2 separate regions of the Homo sapiens genome follow, and region 1 is linked to region 2. Evidence: read pairs that join two places in POLR2A ChIA-PET (ENCODE). Cell type or tissue: HepG2. All regions are shown on one strand. Links, peaks and the distances in the headings refer to the core of each region. The heading gives the core; the rest is flanking DNA.

Evidence for each region. ChIA-PET counts read pairs that join two places held together with the same protein. Peaks named below come from ENCODE experiments on the same cell type or tissue, not always from the same donor. Only the 100,000 strongest peaks of a DNase experiment are listed, where the experiment ranks them.
Region 1: POLR2A ChIA-PET joins it to region 2 with 6 read pairs; 10 of 35 experiments call an interaction of 5 or more read pairs at or near these places.

What each region holds. Positions count from the first base shown.
Region 1 is chr14:103,129,637-103,134,934 of GRCh38, forward strand. It overlaps TNFAIP2 (TNF alpha induced protein 2), which reads left to right. Exons shown (of 12, transcript NM_006291.4): 4 at 104-218; 5 at 366-488; 6 at 679-779; 7 at 1,416-1,514; 8 at 2,003-2,126; 9 at 3,114-3,236; 10 at 3,726-3,881; 11 at 4,046-4,167. Among named protein-coding and RNA genes, the nearest start is that of TNFAIP2, 8.8 kb to the left of the region's middle. RefSeq lists enhancers at 2,633-3,203, 3,204-3,772. In HepG2, for the core only: no CTCF peak of the experiment used is centred there; a DNase peak (open chromatin) is centred at 2,875; H3K27me3 peaks cover 469 bases.
Region 2 is chr14:103,342,564-103,351,556 of GRCh38, forward strand. It overlaps EIF5 (eukaryotic translation initiation factor 5), which reads left to right. Exons shown (of 12, transcript NM_001969.5): 12 at 1-2,462. Among named protein-coding and RNA genes, the nearest start is that of SNORA28, 9.2 kb to the left of the region's middle. In HepG2, for the core only: no CTCF peak of the experiment used is centred there; a DNase peak (open chromatin) is centred at 5,038.

The DNA of each region.
Region 1 (5,298 bases), core at 1,526-4,025, 210 kb before region 2:
AGTCTGGGCCTGCCAGAGACCAAGGCTGAGGGCCTGGGCTCTAGCTTGAGTGGTGGTGCTGATTTGGTATAGTTGTCCTCATGCCAGCCTCCCCTGCCTGCAGTGACATCATCAACAGCCCCAAGCTGGTGGGTGAGCTGCAGGGTATGGGGCTCGGGAGCCTCCTGCCCCCCAGGCAGATCCGACTGCTGGAGGCCACATTCCTGTCCAGTGAGGCGGTGAGTCTCCACCTGGGCCAGGGAGGGGCAGGGAGGCAGCAGAGGAGAGGCTCGGAGACAGACAGGACATGGGCAGGGAGCTTGACGGGTCTTCCAGGTGAGCGAGGTGAGGGATAGTGCCCCAGTGACCTGCCCCTCCTCCTCCAGGCCAATGTGAGGGAGTTGATGGACCGAGCTCTGGAGCTAGAGGCACGGCGCTGGGCTGAGGATGTGCCTCCCCAGAGGCTGGACGGCCACTGCCACAGCGAGCTGGCCATCGACATCATCCAGGTACTGCAATCTGCCCCAGGGCACACGTACCGCCCGTGCACGTGCATGGGGAGCCCCACGCACATTCCGTCCTGTGTGCATACCCATGCCCACCTCGGGGCACCCCCTCTGTTCCCGCCTGTTTCCTCCCCGTCCCCTGCCCCCTTGTCCAGGCGAGCCCCTGCTCAGCTCACCCACCACCACCCTGCAGATCACCTCCCAGGCCCAGGCCAAGGCCGAGAGCATCACGCTGGACTTGGGCTCACAGATAAAGCGGGTGCTGCTGGTGGAGCTGCCTGCGTTCCTGAGGAGGTGGGTGTGTGCCCAGGATGGGGTCCCTGTAGCCACCGCTCTCAGAGCCACGGCCCCTCCCTAGTGCCTCAGGTGGGGAGCTGAGCTGGATCCCCGCCCTCTACCCCTGTCCCTGTCATTCTGAGCCAGGAGTTGTTTCCCACTCAGCCAGGGCACTGAGAGCCTCAGGTGGTCTGACCTCCACCAGGATTCAACGTGGGAGCCTCTTGCGCCCACCCCATCAGCAAAGCTCTCAGCAGAGCAGCCTCTAGCTTCAAAGAGGATACCCCAGGAGGGACTGAGACCCCGCCACCCCTTCATACAACACTCCTAGTCTCCACCACCTGAATTCTCTCTGCTCTCTCCCTCTCGACCTCTGAGGGCTTCTCCAGCCAACCACACGCTCACTCCTACCTGGTCTCCCAACTCTAGAGAGGGCCTGGGAGCAGCAGAGATGGGCTGGTACCCTCTTCAGGAGCCCAAGCCTTAGCTTGTGAAGCCAGTTCCATGATGCCCAGGGGCTAGCGGCCCCTCCCTTGGCTATGGGCAGCCAAACAGAAAAGTGAACCCCAGGAGCTGGCAGGGAGGGCAGGGAGGCTGCTGCTGTGGTCCCAGTGTTTGGGCTGGTCCTGAATGTGCCCCTTCTGGTTTCGCCAGCTACCAGCGCGCCTTTAATGAATTTCTGGAGAGAGGCAAGCAGCTGACGAATTACAGGGCCAATGTTATTGCCAACATCAACAACTGCCTGTCCTTCCGGTGAGAGTGTTGGGAGGGGCTTGCGGGAGTGGGAGTCACTCAGCGGGCAGGAGAGGGGAGCTGGAAGGTGGAGGGAGGAGGAGCTGCTTAGGCCAAGAAGTGGAATTCAAACCAGCAACATGTGTGAGGACTCCACGGCCTGCAGCAGCAGCAGCAAACATTTCCCAAGTGCTGGCTGGGGCAAGCACACAGGCAGATGTTTCACCCATTATCTTATCCTTAAAGCAACCCTGTGAAGTAGGTATAGTGATCTGTCTATTAGGCAGATGGGCAAACCACTGGAGGAGGCTCACTTGCCCCCAGTTACAAGGGGATGTAGTGGAGGAGTGTCCTGAGGGCATGGAGAACATGGATGGGAGGACTTGATCCCATAGAGAATGGGGAGCCATTGAGGGTTCTAGAGTGAAGAGAGGGGGCTGTCTGGCTCCCTGGGTATGGGGCTATAGGCTGAGCAGGGCTGGGGTGACCTCTCTGCCTCCACCTTCCAGGATGTCCATGGAGCAGAATTGGCAGGTACCCCAGGACACCCTGAGCCTCCTGCTGGGCCCCCTGGGTGAGCTCAAGAGCCACGGCTTTGACACCCTGCTCCAGAACCTGCATGAGGACCTGAAGGTAGCGGGAGCCTCTTGCCCTCAGGAGCCCAGTGTTGGGGGGTTCCCAGGGAGGGACTGGGAGGTGCCCCCAGGGAGGAGTGGCAGAAGCAAAGATGTGGGGAAGACACGCTCCAGGCCTGTGGACGGCACCGTGGGCCAGCTCTGGTGCAGCGGTGATGCCCGGTTGGGGACCCTAGCAGGCTCTGAACTCCGCCGATCATGTCCTGGGGTTTCACCTGAGAGGGGCCGCCTGGGGCTGGGAGGGGCCGCCTGGGGCTGGGAGGGGCCGCCTGGGGCTGGGAGGGGCCGCCTGGGGCTGGGAGGGCCTGGAAAAGTTTCACTGCCCCTCCCCGATTCAGACACAGCCCAGTCCCAAGCCTGCAGACACCTTTCCTTCAATCCCCTCAGCCCCTCCTATCCACCCCCATCCCCGCGCCTGACTCCCAGCAACTGAGGCTCAGGGTCATCGGCAGCTGGGGTTATATCTGTTATGGGCCAAGAAATCCACAGAAAATGCTGTGAAAACAAGTAGTTCCTTTAGCAGGGTGTAAAGTGGGGGGTCTCTCAAAAGGAAGGGGAGAGGTTCTCTTCCCGGTGTCAGGGACTAGCGGCCATGGGTGGCCTGAGTGTGGTGGAAGCCCGAGCGGTGACCCCACATCCCCTGGTACTGATCTCCCTGGCCCAGCCAAGCACAAGGTCTTGTTTATGAAGGAATTTATTTATTTAAGTGGCAGTGGACTTGGCCTCCGGGCCGGCAGACAGGCTCTCCTGGCTCCTGAGCCGCACTGGGTGACCTTGGATAAGGGTGCACAGAGCCGGCTCCCACTTCCTGTCTGTGAGCAGGGACCTGAGGTTGGCCCGGGTTCCCTGGGAGTCCTTGAGTGCCCCCCGCCCCTCCACCAGGCACATGTGTCGGTGTGTGTCTGTGTCTGCGTGTCTGCGTGTCTGCGGCTGGCAGCCCTTCCTCTCCAGGGCGTGACTAGACATCCTGCCTCTCCTGTCTCAGCCACTGTTCAAGAGGTTCACGCACACCCGCTGGGCGGCCCCTGTGGAGACCCTGGAAAACATCATCGCCACTGTAGACACGAGGCTGCCTGAGTTCTCAGAGCTGCAGGGCTGTTTCCGGGAGGTGAGGAGGCTCTGGGCTGGTGGCTGGGTCTTGGGGAGTTGGGGGCAGCCCGGACACGCACACTAGCACGTCTGTGTACACTCACGCACATGTGCTCACACGCGCACATGTGAACACACGTGAATGCACGAGCATGTGAACACGTGCACATGTGAACACACGTGAAGGCACGAACATGTGAACGCACGAGCATGTGAACACACACATGTGAATGCACGAGCATGTGAACACATGCACACATATGAACACACGTGAAGGCACGAGCATGTAAACACACACATGTGAACACGTGAACGCATGCACATGTGAACACACACGCATGTGAACGCATGAGCATGTGAACGCACACATGTGGACGCACGAGCACGTGTGCAGTCTTTTGCTCTGGCATCTGCCTCTCTCTGGAGGCCTGGCTACAAGGCTTCAAGGGAGGTGGCGAGCTCCCCATCAGCAGACAGCTCACACGCCCCTGGCTGCTTGCCCTCCCAGGAGCTCATGGAGGCCTTGCACCTGCACCTGGTGAAGGAGTACATCATCCAACTCAGCAAGGGGCGCCTGGTCCTCAAGACGGCCGAGCAGCAGCAGCAGCTGGCTGGGTACATCCTGGCCAATGCTGACACCATCCAGCACTTCTGCACCCAGCACGTAAGCCGCTGCCCACCTCTCCCAAGCCCCTCTGAAATGGCTGCCTCTTCTCCCCTAGCCCTTTCAGGGTCGGAGATAGGCCGCTGGTGCCTCTCTAAGCCCAACGAGTCGCTGACCCGAGCCTCTGGACCCCTGGGTCCCTCCAACCACACCCACTCCTGCAGGGCTCCCCGGCGACCTGGCTGCAGCCTGCTCTCCCTACGCTGGCCGAGATCATTCGCCTGCAGGACCCCAGTGCCATCAAGATTGAGGTGGCCACTTATGCCACCTGCTACCCTGACTTCAGGTGAGAACCTGGGGCACCTCAGGACCACTGTCACATCACTGTGGCCAAGGCCTCACAGGGCTGGCATTGGGAACCCAGATCCTGGCAGCTGCCCACGTGCCAGTCACTGTGTGAACCTCACCAGGGGCTCATTCTTGTGGCCTTCACCACAGCACTACGAGGACAATACTTCCCATTCCCGTTTCACAGAGGAGGCCTGGAGAGCTCACAGGATGTGTCCAAGGTGACACGGCTAGTTAGTGTCTGGCTGCATGGCCCACACTCTTAGCTTTACCTGACACTGCCTCTCACAGGGGAGACTGAGACCAGAGAGGCCAGCTTCACCCAGCCTGGGGGGCCTCTGCGGCCTAGGCCTATGCTCTGGGACCAGGGCTCATATTCGGGAGTGGAGGCTTAGCCCTTGGCTGCCTGAAGTTCTGGTGGGCCAGGGACATTGTTTCTTCCTGGGCTGGGTCCTCTGACATGTTAGGGTAAGTTTGAATGGGTCTTGACAGGGTTGACCCCAGCTTCGCCAAGTCCAGTCCCTGTCTGATCCATTCCACCCATTCATTCATTCACCCACCATACAAGCACCCATCTGCTCATCCACCCATTCCTTCACCCATCTGGCTATCCGTCTATCTTCTCACCCACTCATCACCTGTCTACCCATCCACCCACCCACCCACCCACCCGTCTATCCATCCATCTATTCATCCACCTACCCATGTAAGCACCCATCCACCCATCTACTCATCCATCCACCCCTCCACCCATTTAGCTATCCATCCACTCAACCACTCACCCACCCACCCATCCACCCATGCATCTACTCACTCATCCATGCTCCCATCCCTCCACCCATCTAGCTCTCATCCATCTGCTCACCCACCCACCATCCATCTACCTATGCCACCAACAATTATGGAGAAGTCTGCTAGGTGTCAGCCTCTGTTCTAGTTACCAGGATGCAATGAAGTACAAGGGAAGCCAGGTCTCAGTCCTCCCTTAAGTAGCTCATTCTGTTGAGGGCCAGCAATACTAATGACATAATCAGGCAAAGAAACAGACAATTACAAGTTGTAAATAGGGTTTAACCAAGGTTGTGAATGATAGGAGGTGCCGACTTTAGAGACAAGAAAGCCTTTTGGG
Region 2 (8,993 bases), core at 3,493-5,992:
AATAACAAATAGGCGTAAAAAAATTTTCACATTGAAATGATAGAAACATTTGATGTAATAAAACTTGGTTGGCTTGATATTTTAAGGAATTGAAACCTAGCAATCTTATTGGAGAGACAAGAATTGGTCTCCAGCTGCCTTTGATCAAGATTCGGGTGCAAGTGGAGCAGGAGCCATATACCTGGAGGGAATGTGCTTTGTCACACCAAAGAGGATTTTTTTTTCTTCAAACTTGTATGTTGCCTAGGTTTCAAATTCTTTGCCGCAAGGCTGATCTGCTTTCATTAACTGGAATTCTGTAGGAGATACTGGTGACCTAAGCTAAGTTGCACTCAGCATACTCAGTGTCAAGCTAATGAGGTTCTATTATAAAGGTTCTACTTTTAATCTGAGGGAAAACATGTTCAGGGCTTCTAGAACACTAAAAAATTTGGCTTAAACCAGTGTTCAGTCTGGTGCCAAACTTCGAATGGAATACAAATTCACATAATCTGAACTTTGTTCACAGGTTATCCTAATAGAGTAATTCTTCACTTTGCTCTATTGAACTGTCTTAAGGATTTGTTTAAACAGCTAAGTTACTTGATTAAAATAATGATAAAATTGTATTTTGTCTTTGCTTTAATATTAAAGTTAACAAGTTTTCATTTTATAATGAGATCAAAGCATTGGAATCTGCCCTGTTTTGTAGCCGTTGCTTTGGATTTGTGTTGGATGTATCCTGCAGTTACACTTGCCAGCCCCACTCACAAAAGTTGTTCATTTCATTGGGTCACTGGCTTTATTTGCTAGTCTTGTCTGTGAACTGAGCATCTGCCTCAGTTTTATTACTTGAAATCTTGGCAGGTGCTTAATAGGGAACATACATACAGCTATGTAACTGTGAATAATTGTATATATCTCTAGTTAAGAATGAGGGAATGGGGAGGTTTGCTTTCTAAACAAGTGCATTCTGAAATTGACTTAAAAATTTTTAGTGTGGGTCCTAAAGTTTAGAGATGGGCAAGGAGGTCTCTAATCCACCGCTTCCCGCTTGAGAAGGGAGGGGTATCAAAATTGAGCCCCAAGCTGTTTGTTCCAGTGTACCAAGCACTGACTTTATGCCTTTGGCCTGGAGATGGCAGAAGTGAAAGCTGGCCATCTGCAAAAAGCAGATAAGTGAGTTTGAACCTTTTGCATTTTGTTAGCTCAGTCAGTCCTCATCGTGGTCCTGAGGCATAGGTACTGTTGTACCAAGGTCACTTATCTAACAAAATAACCCTTCATGTATTTTAAATTTATTTGACAAGTCTGCAGACAATCCTTATCTAACCAGCTATTTTCTTAATTGCTACAGCTTGACCTACCAGTATTCCGGAGTAACCAGCAAATGCAAAGTTGACCTTGTTCCTGCATCATCTTTTTGATGGTTCAAATTTCAGCCTCCCTGACTACTACAAAGCCAGAGCAGTCTTAGTACCAGAAACAGTGTTGCACTTTCGTTGCATGTGCTGTGTGACCCCAAGGGGACAGGGAGTCACTTTGGTCATCTCTGTCCCCAGTACAGATCTTGATTCATAGTGACATTCCATAAGTGGGGTGACAGCAAATGACTTGCAGGTAGTCTCATTGTAGGTTTGTGCACCAGAGTGACCCTGTGAGCCTTTGTTAATAGGTTGGGAGCTCAGGGTGTTTATGTCCACCTGTCTGGTCTAGCCAAACAGTTTTTTTCTGGGAATCAAATTTCTGTGGTTTTTATGGCCAGAAATTTTAAGGACTTGTGTGTGCTGGGATATGAGAATAGAAGCTACAGAGTTCTTTTCTTGGGACCTAGACTGGGAGGTGCAATGTCAGGACCTCCAGGTGAATGGTAGGATCTGAGTTGACCCTGCAGTTCGGTTATGCAGTCAATTATTTCTTTTTAAGAGGAGGAGGATTCACTTGGGTGTTGGGATCAAATTTGGATTCTGTCCCAGGCCTTACTGTAAAACTAGGGGATTGCCTTTCCATATCTGCTGGGGGTGGAGACCCTTATGTGCAGCACTCAATCCCACTGGAAGCCTAATGCTGCAGTCAGAAGCAATGCCTGGCTGGGGCAGTAGGGGAAATTCCACCCAATTTTGCTATGAGCCTAAAACCTCTTTAAAAACGGTCAGTTAACTAAAAAATAAAAATCAAGTCTTTAGGAGAGTAGAAAACACAATTAACTAAAAAGCAGGGACATCTGAAAGAGACGTATTAAGTTAACATTTTTAAAAATCCAAATGAAAGTAAATGGAATAAATGTATCAGGTAAAGGACAAGTTGTAAGCTTGGATTTTTAGGTCTAGCAATACACTGTTTACAAGAGCATCACCTAAAATGTGACAAAAGATGTTGAAAGGATGAAAAAAGGTATAGTAGACATACACTAACCAAAAATGTAGCTCTTTGAATCTCAGAAAAAAGTAGATTTTAATAAAGTGTGAAAGTTGTCAATCAAAGCGGAGTCACTTGTGTTCAAGAAACAAAAAAACAACCCGAACAAATAGAGTAGGGTTTGCAGTCTTGCGATGGTGAAGGGTCTCATGCTGGTATGCCCAATAACGAAATTATCACAAAAGATTGCAAAAACCACAGCCTTGCACAAAAAGCATCACAGCCTTATGCAAAAAATACTTCAAGGACATCTACCCAGCAACAGCCTGTCCAGCTGTGGACTTGCATCGCCCTTGTTATGGATCTTTGTAGCCACAGGTGGTAATCTCAAAACAGTTATGTAATCTTCATTTATCCTTTAAAAACCATTCTCGGCCACGCGTGGTGGCTCACGCCTGTAATAACAGCACTTTGGGAGGCCGAGGAGGGTGGATCACCTGAGGTTGGGAGTTTGAGACCAGCCTGACCAATGTGGCGAAACCTCATCTCTACTAAAAATACAAAAACTTAGCCAGGTGGGGTGGTGCATGCCTGTAATCCCAGCTACTCGGCTGAGGCAGGAGAATCGCTTGAACCTGGGAGGTGGATGTTGCAGTGAGCCGAGATCGTGCTACTGTGCTCCAGCCTGGGCGACAGAGTGAGACTCCATCTCAAAAAAAAAAAAAAAATTCTCTCCCTTTACCTCCCTAAAGTACACACACAGCTCACAATGACGTGTATTCCCATTGCAATGCCCTATTCCTGAATACATATCTTTCTTTTAGAGAGCTCGTCTCTCTCATTTAATTGACATAAATGGGGTCAGAAATGGGACCTAAAGAAAGATGACTATCAGAAAAAAATACTCTTTTTTGGCCAGTATGCATGAGCCCTTTGCGCTGTAGGCTTCCATGGCTCAAATTTTTGTCCCTGGTGAGTCTTCTCTCAGGCCAGCCCTCCCTGTTTTTGGTGGAGGCTTTGTTTTTCTTTTCTTTTTTCTTTTTTTCCTTTTTTTTTTTTTTGAGACGGAGTCTTGCTCTGTAGCCCAGGCTGGAGTGCAGTGGCGCAATCCCGGCTCACTGCAAGCTCCGTCTCCTGGATTCACCCCGTTCTCCTGCCTCAGCCTCCAGAGTAGCTGGGACGACAGGCGCACGCTGCCACATCCGGCTAATTTTTTGTATTTTTAGTAGACACGGGGTTTCACCATGTTAGCCAGGATGGTCTCGATCTCCTGACCTCGTGATCTGCCCGCCTTGGCCTCCCAAAGTGGTGGGATTACAGGCGTGAGCCACTGTGCCTGGCCTATTTTTTTTTCTTTTCTTTTTTTTTTTTTTTTGGTAGAGGCTTTTTGATATTCAAGATCAGGTTTGGTTATAAGGCCACCTTAATAAAGAACCTTACATCCCTCCTGAGATGATAAAAGACTGACTTTTCTGGTAAGTCCTTTCTGGTATAAAGACAGAGGTCTCTAGCTTGAGTATTCTGGTTTCTATTGAATTCACATTCTATCTGTGAGGCATGTCATTTCTGGTGAATTCACTTTTGGTCTGAGCGTGTAATTTGATCTGCATGCCTGGGTTAAAATTTTGTGAACACTCATCTCTTGGTGTCCTGTGATTTGGTTTCACTCGTTTCCCTGGGTTTTTTTCTAAACACCTTCCACGTTTTAAATAGTGGGCTCAGGATGTCTAATTAAAAGCCACTAGGGCAGTTGCCACCATCTAAAACACCAATCCAAACTCCTGACATTCTCTCACAGGATAAAAAAGATATTCTGGTCGGGCACAGTGGCTCACGCCTGTAATCCCAACACTTTGGGAGGCTGAGGTAGGAGGATCACTTGAGACCAGGAGTTTGAGACCAGCCTGGGCAACAAAGTGATACCCTGTCTCTACAAAAAAAACTGAAAAATTTAGCCAGGCACAGTGGCCTGCACCTGTAGTCCCAGCTACTCAAGAGGCTAAGGTAGGAGGATCCCTTGAGCCCAAGAGTTCAAGGTTGCAGAGAGCTATGATCGTACCACCGCAGTCCAGCCTGGGTGTCAGAGCAAGACCCTGTCTCAAAAAAAGAAATTTTACAGAAGTACAACTCCTAACAGAATAATGCTGGCCTGGCGCTTTGAAATGATTGCAAAAAAACTATGGAACAGACAAAATTGAACTCAATAATGGACTCTAAGTAGACTTAGCTGACAGCCACTCCCTTCGAACCTCCCTCGTTGTTCACAGGTGGCTAGAAGGTTTTGACACTGGCTCCTAGTCCCCAATCACTCCCTGCAGTGTGGGACAAGACTGGCAGCCAGGACAGATCCACCCTGGTATCAAGGGACAATCAAGACCCAGCCACAGGATGACTGACCAGCGATGCTTTCAGAGAGAGATGCTGACCAGAGGCGGAAACGTGAAGGCTGTCAGAATGAGAATGGAGTCATTTGTATTTTAAAAGGCAAACACCAAACAAAAAAAAACCCTGAGAAATAGAGCCAGGTGAGGCTGTGAAGAGAGCATTCTCATGCTTGTTTGTCCTATCACGACTGTCAACGATCACAAAAGACTGCAAAAACCACAACCTGCACAAAGGCCGTCACAACCTTCCACAAATAATACTTCTACAAGGACATCTACCCAGCAACTGCCTGTCCAACCTTGGACCGGCGTCGGCCTTGTTATTGACCTTCATGGCCAAGGCTGATTATCTCAAAACAATTATGTAATCCTCCTCACTTTTCCTTTAAAAGCTATTCTCTCCCTTTACCTTCCTAAAGTACACACATAGCTCACTATGACATGCATATTCCCATTGCAATGCCCTGTTCGCAGATACCTTTTTCTTTGAGAGAGCCTCTCTCTGTTTATTTTGTTGACAAACCAAGAAAAGTCATTAGGAATAAAGAGGATCAGCACAATGTGATGAACAATTCAACACATCAGAAATAAAAGTTCTGACTGGGCACGGTGGCTCACGCCTGTAATCTAAGCACTTTGGGAGGCCAAGGCGGGTGGGTCACCTGAGGTCAGGAGTTCGAGACCAGCCTGGCCACTACTAAAAAATACAAAAATTAGCCAGGCGTGGAGGTGAGTGCCTGTAATCCCAGCTACTCAGTAGGCTGAGGCAGGAGAATTGCTTGAACCCCAGGAAGCAGAGGTTGCAGTAAGCTGAGATCGCACCACTGCACTCCGGCCAGGGCGACAGAGCAAGACTCTGTCTCAAAAAAAAAAAAAAAGAAATAACAGTTCTATCACTGAATGCACCGATGAAATACTCTCAAAATATATAAAGCAAAAGTTTACAAAAGAGCCGTAGTGAAATACCACTACACACCCACCAGAACAGCTGAAATTTGAAACTTGACAACACCAAATAGATGGTGAGGAAGTGGGGCCACTGGAACTCTTACATACTGTGGGTTGGTATGTAATATGATACCAACACTTTAGGAAAAGTTCTAACAATTTCTTACAAAAACTGAACATACACCTGCCTTCTAAACCCACAATTCCACTCCTAGAGAACTCCACACTTAATAGAAATGAGGCCAGGCGCTGTGGCTCACGCCTCTAATCTCAGCACTTTGGGAGGCTGAGGGAGGTGGATCACGAGGTCAATAGATCCAGACCATCCTGGCCAACATGGTGAAACCCTGTCGCTACTAAAAATACAAAAATTAGCTGGGCATGTGGCACACGCCTGTAGTCCCAGCTACTCGAGAGGCTGCGGCAGGTGAATCACTTGAACCCAGGAGGCGGAGCTTGCAGTGAGCTGAGGTCGTGCCACTGCACTCCAGCCTGGTGAAAGATCGAGACTTTGATGCAAGAAATACATAAATAAATAAATATGAAAGCAAGCGTTCCTGAAAACACTTATGAGAATGGCTATTGCAGCTTTTTTTCATAATAATCCCAAACTGTAAACATCACAAGGACCTATTAACAGGAGAATGGATAAACAAACTGTACCATATGCTCAAAATTGGATATTAACAATAAAAAGGAATGAATTACTAATGTGCACAACAAAAGTTATGAATCTCAAAAATGTACTAAATGAAAGAAGCCTTAACAAAGAAGAATACGTATGTACAGTTCCATTTATATGAAGTTCTAAAACAGGCTACACTGATCTGTGGTGAAGAAATCAAGACAGTGATTGCTTCTGTGGATGGTGTGGGGTGGGGATTGATGGGAAAGGGCACAGGGGAACCTTCCACGGTGACAGCAATGTTTTATATCTTGATAGAAGTTTGGGTTACATAGGTGTATGGGTATATGCATTTGTCCCAAATTTGTTCATTTCATTGCATGTAAATTTTACCTTAGGCCGGGCACGGTGGCTTATGTCTGTAATCCCGCACTTTGGGAGGCCCAGGTGGCTGGATCACCTGAGGTCAGGAGTTCGAGACCAGCCTGGCCAACATGGTGAAATCCTGTCTGTACTAAAAATACAAACATTAGCTAGGTGTGGTGGCAGGCATCTGTAATCCCAGCTACTCGGGAGGCTGAGGCAGGAGAATCGCTTGAACCCAGGAGACAGAGGTTACAGTGAGCCGAGATCGGCCATTGCACTCCAGTCTGGGCGACAAGAGCAAAACTCTGTCTCAAAAAATAAAACAAAGTACAAAAAACTAGCAGTATGTGGTGGCACATGTCTGTAGTCATAGCTACTCAGGAGGCTGAGATGGGGAACTCGCTTAAGCCTGGGAAGTTGAGGCTACAGTGAACCATGATCATGCCACTGCACTTGAGCCTGGGGGACAGAGTAAGACCCTGTCTCAAAAAAAAAATAGATAAAATAGATATACAAGATATATATTGTATATACAGATATTTCAATTAAAATATATAAAATATGAAATTATGTATTTCATTACATGTCTAAGATTCTCAGAGTGGCCATGGCAACCAGTGTCTCTCAAGATGGCAGCTGTGGTGTCAGCATGGGTCCCAGAATGGGTGGAGCAGAGCGCCCAGTGGACCCTCAAGGGAGCTGGAACATCAGTGAGAAATCACCTTTGTTGTAGGAAGTCACTGAGACAGGGACAGTGTGGTCAGCAGAGCCTCCTTGACTGAGGTGTGCCCGACGCTGAGCGTGTCCTTTTCTAAGTTCTCCTTTCAGTCTACGTCAGTCTGCATCAGTCTATGTCAGTCCATGTCAGTCTATGTCAGTCTACGTCAGTCCACGTCAGTCTATGTCAGTCCACGTCAATCTACATCAGTCTATGTCAGTCTATGTCAGTGCATTTCAGTCTACATCAGTCCATGTCAGTCTACAACAGTCTACGTCAGTCCACGTCAGTCTACGTCAGTCTACATCAGTCCATGTCAGTCTACGTCAGTCCATGTCAGTCTACGTCAGTCTACGCCAGTCTGTCAGTCTATGTCAGTCTATGTTAGTCTATGTCAGTCCATGTCAGTCTATGCCAGTCTATGTTAGTCTATGTCAGTCTATGTCAGTAAGTAAAAGGGATTTTTGCTGAAACATTTCTTTGTCATGCCTGTGGCTAGCCGCCCAGATACCCTCTACAGAAAAGAGTCAATGTTATCAGAAATAGTTTATGCATATTCAAGCAAAATCATACTTTTTCTCCTTTTTTATAACACAAACGATTGCATGTTTTACATCCTGTTCTGAACCCTGTTTCTTTCGCTTTATATTTTGGAAATTATTCCATAGTAGTACATGTATATTTTCCTAATCAGTTTTTATAGCAAAATAATATTCCATTGCTAGAAGGTAGCAATATTTATTTATTTAACCAGTGCCCTATTGATGGACCTTTGAGAAGTTTCCAGTCTTTTGCTATTACAAACAATACTGGGTTAACCTTTAGTATACTGGAAAAAAGAATTATATAATAATTTACCTCGGGTCCAAAGGACCCTTTTAATTTTATTTATATTTTAAGTAGCCTCATAATAATTTACAGAAGAATAAAGGGATCATAACAAACAACCTTATTAGAAATTATAATAAGAATGTAAGTGTAGGAAACCCAAATTTCAATCCCAAATTTTCCTGTTTTGAAAGTATATATACCAAGAAAGGGCTGGGCACGGTGGCTCACACCTGTATCCCAGCACTTTGGAGGCCGAGGTGGGTGGATCCCTTGAGGTCAGGAGTTCGAGGCCAGCCTGGGCAACATGGCAAAACCCCATCTCTACAAATAAAACAAAACAAAACAAAACAAAAAAAATAGCTGGGCATGATGGTGCATTCCTGTAGTCCCAGATACTTGGGGGGCTGAGATGAGAGGATCACTTGAGCTGAAGAGGCACAGGTTCTCAGCTGAGATCGAGCCACTGCACTCCAGCCTGGGTGACAGAATGAAACGCTGTCTTAAAAAAAAGAAAGAGGTGGCTGGGTGCAGTGGCTCACGCCTGTAATCCCAGGACTTTGGGAGGCTGAGGCGGGCGGATCATCTGAGGTCAGGAGTTAGAGACCAGCCTGGCCAACGTGGTGAAACCCTGCCTCTACTAAAAATACAAAAATTAGCCGGGTGTGGTGGCGGGCGCCTATAATCCCAGCTACTTGGGAGGCTGAGGCAGGAGAATCGCTTGAACCCGGGAGGCAGTTTGTGGTGAGCCGAGATTGTGCCATTGCATTCCACCCTGGGTGACAAG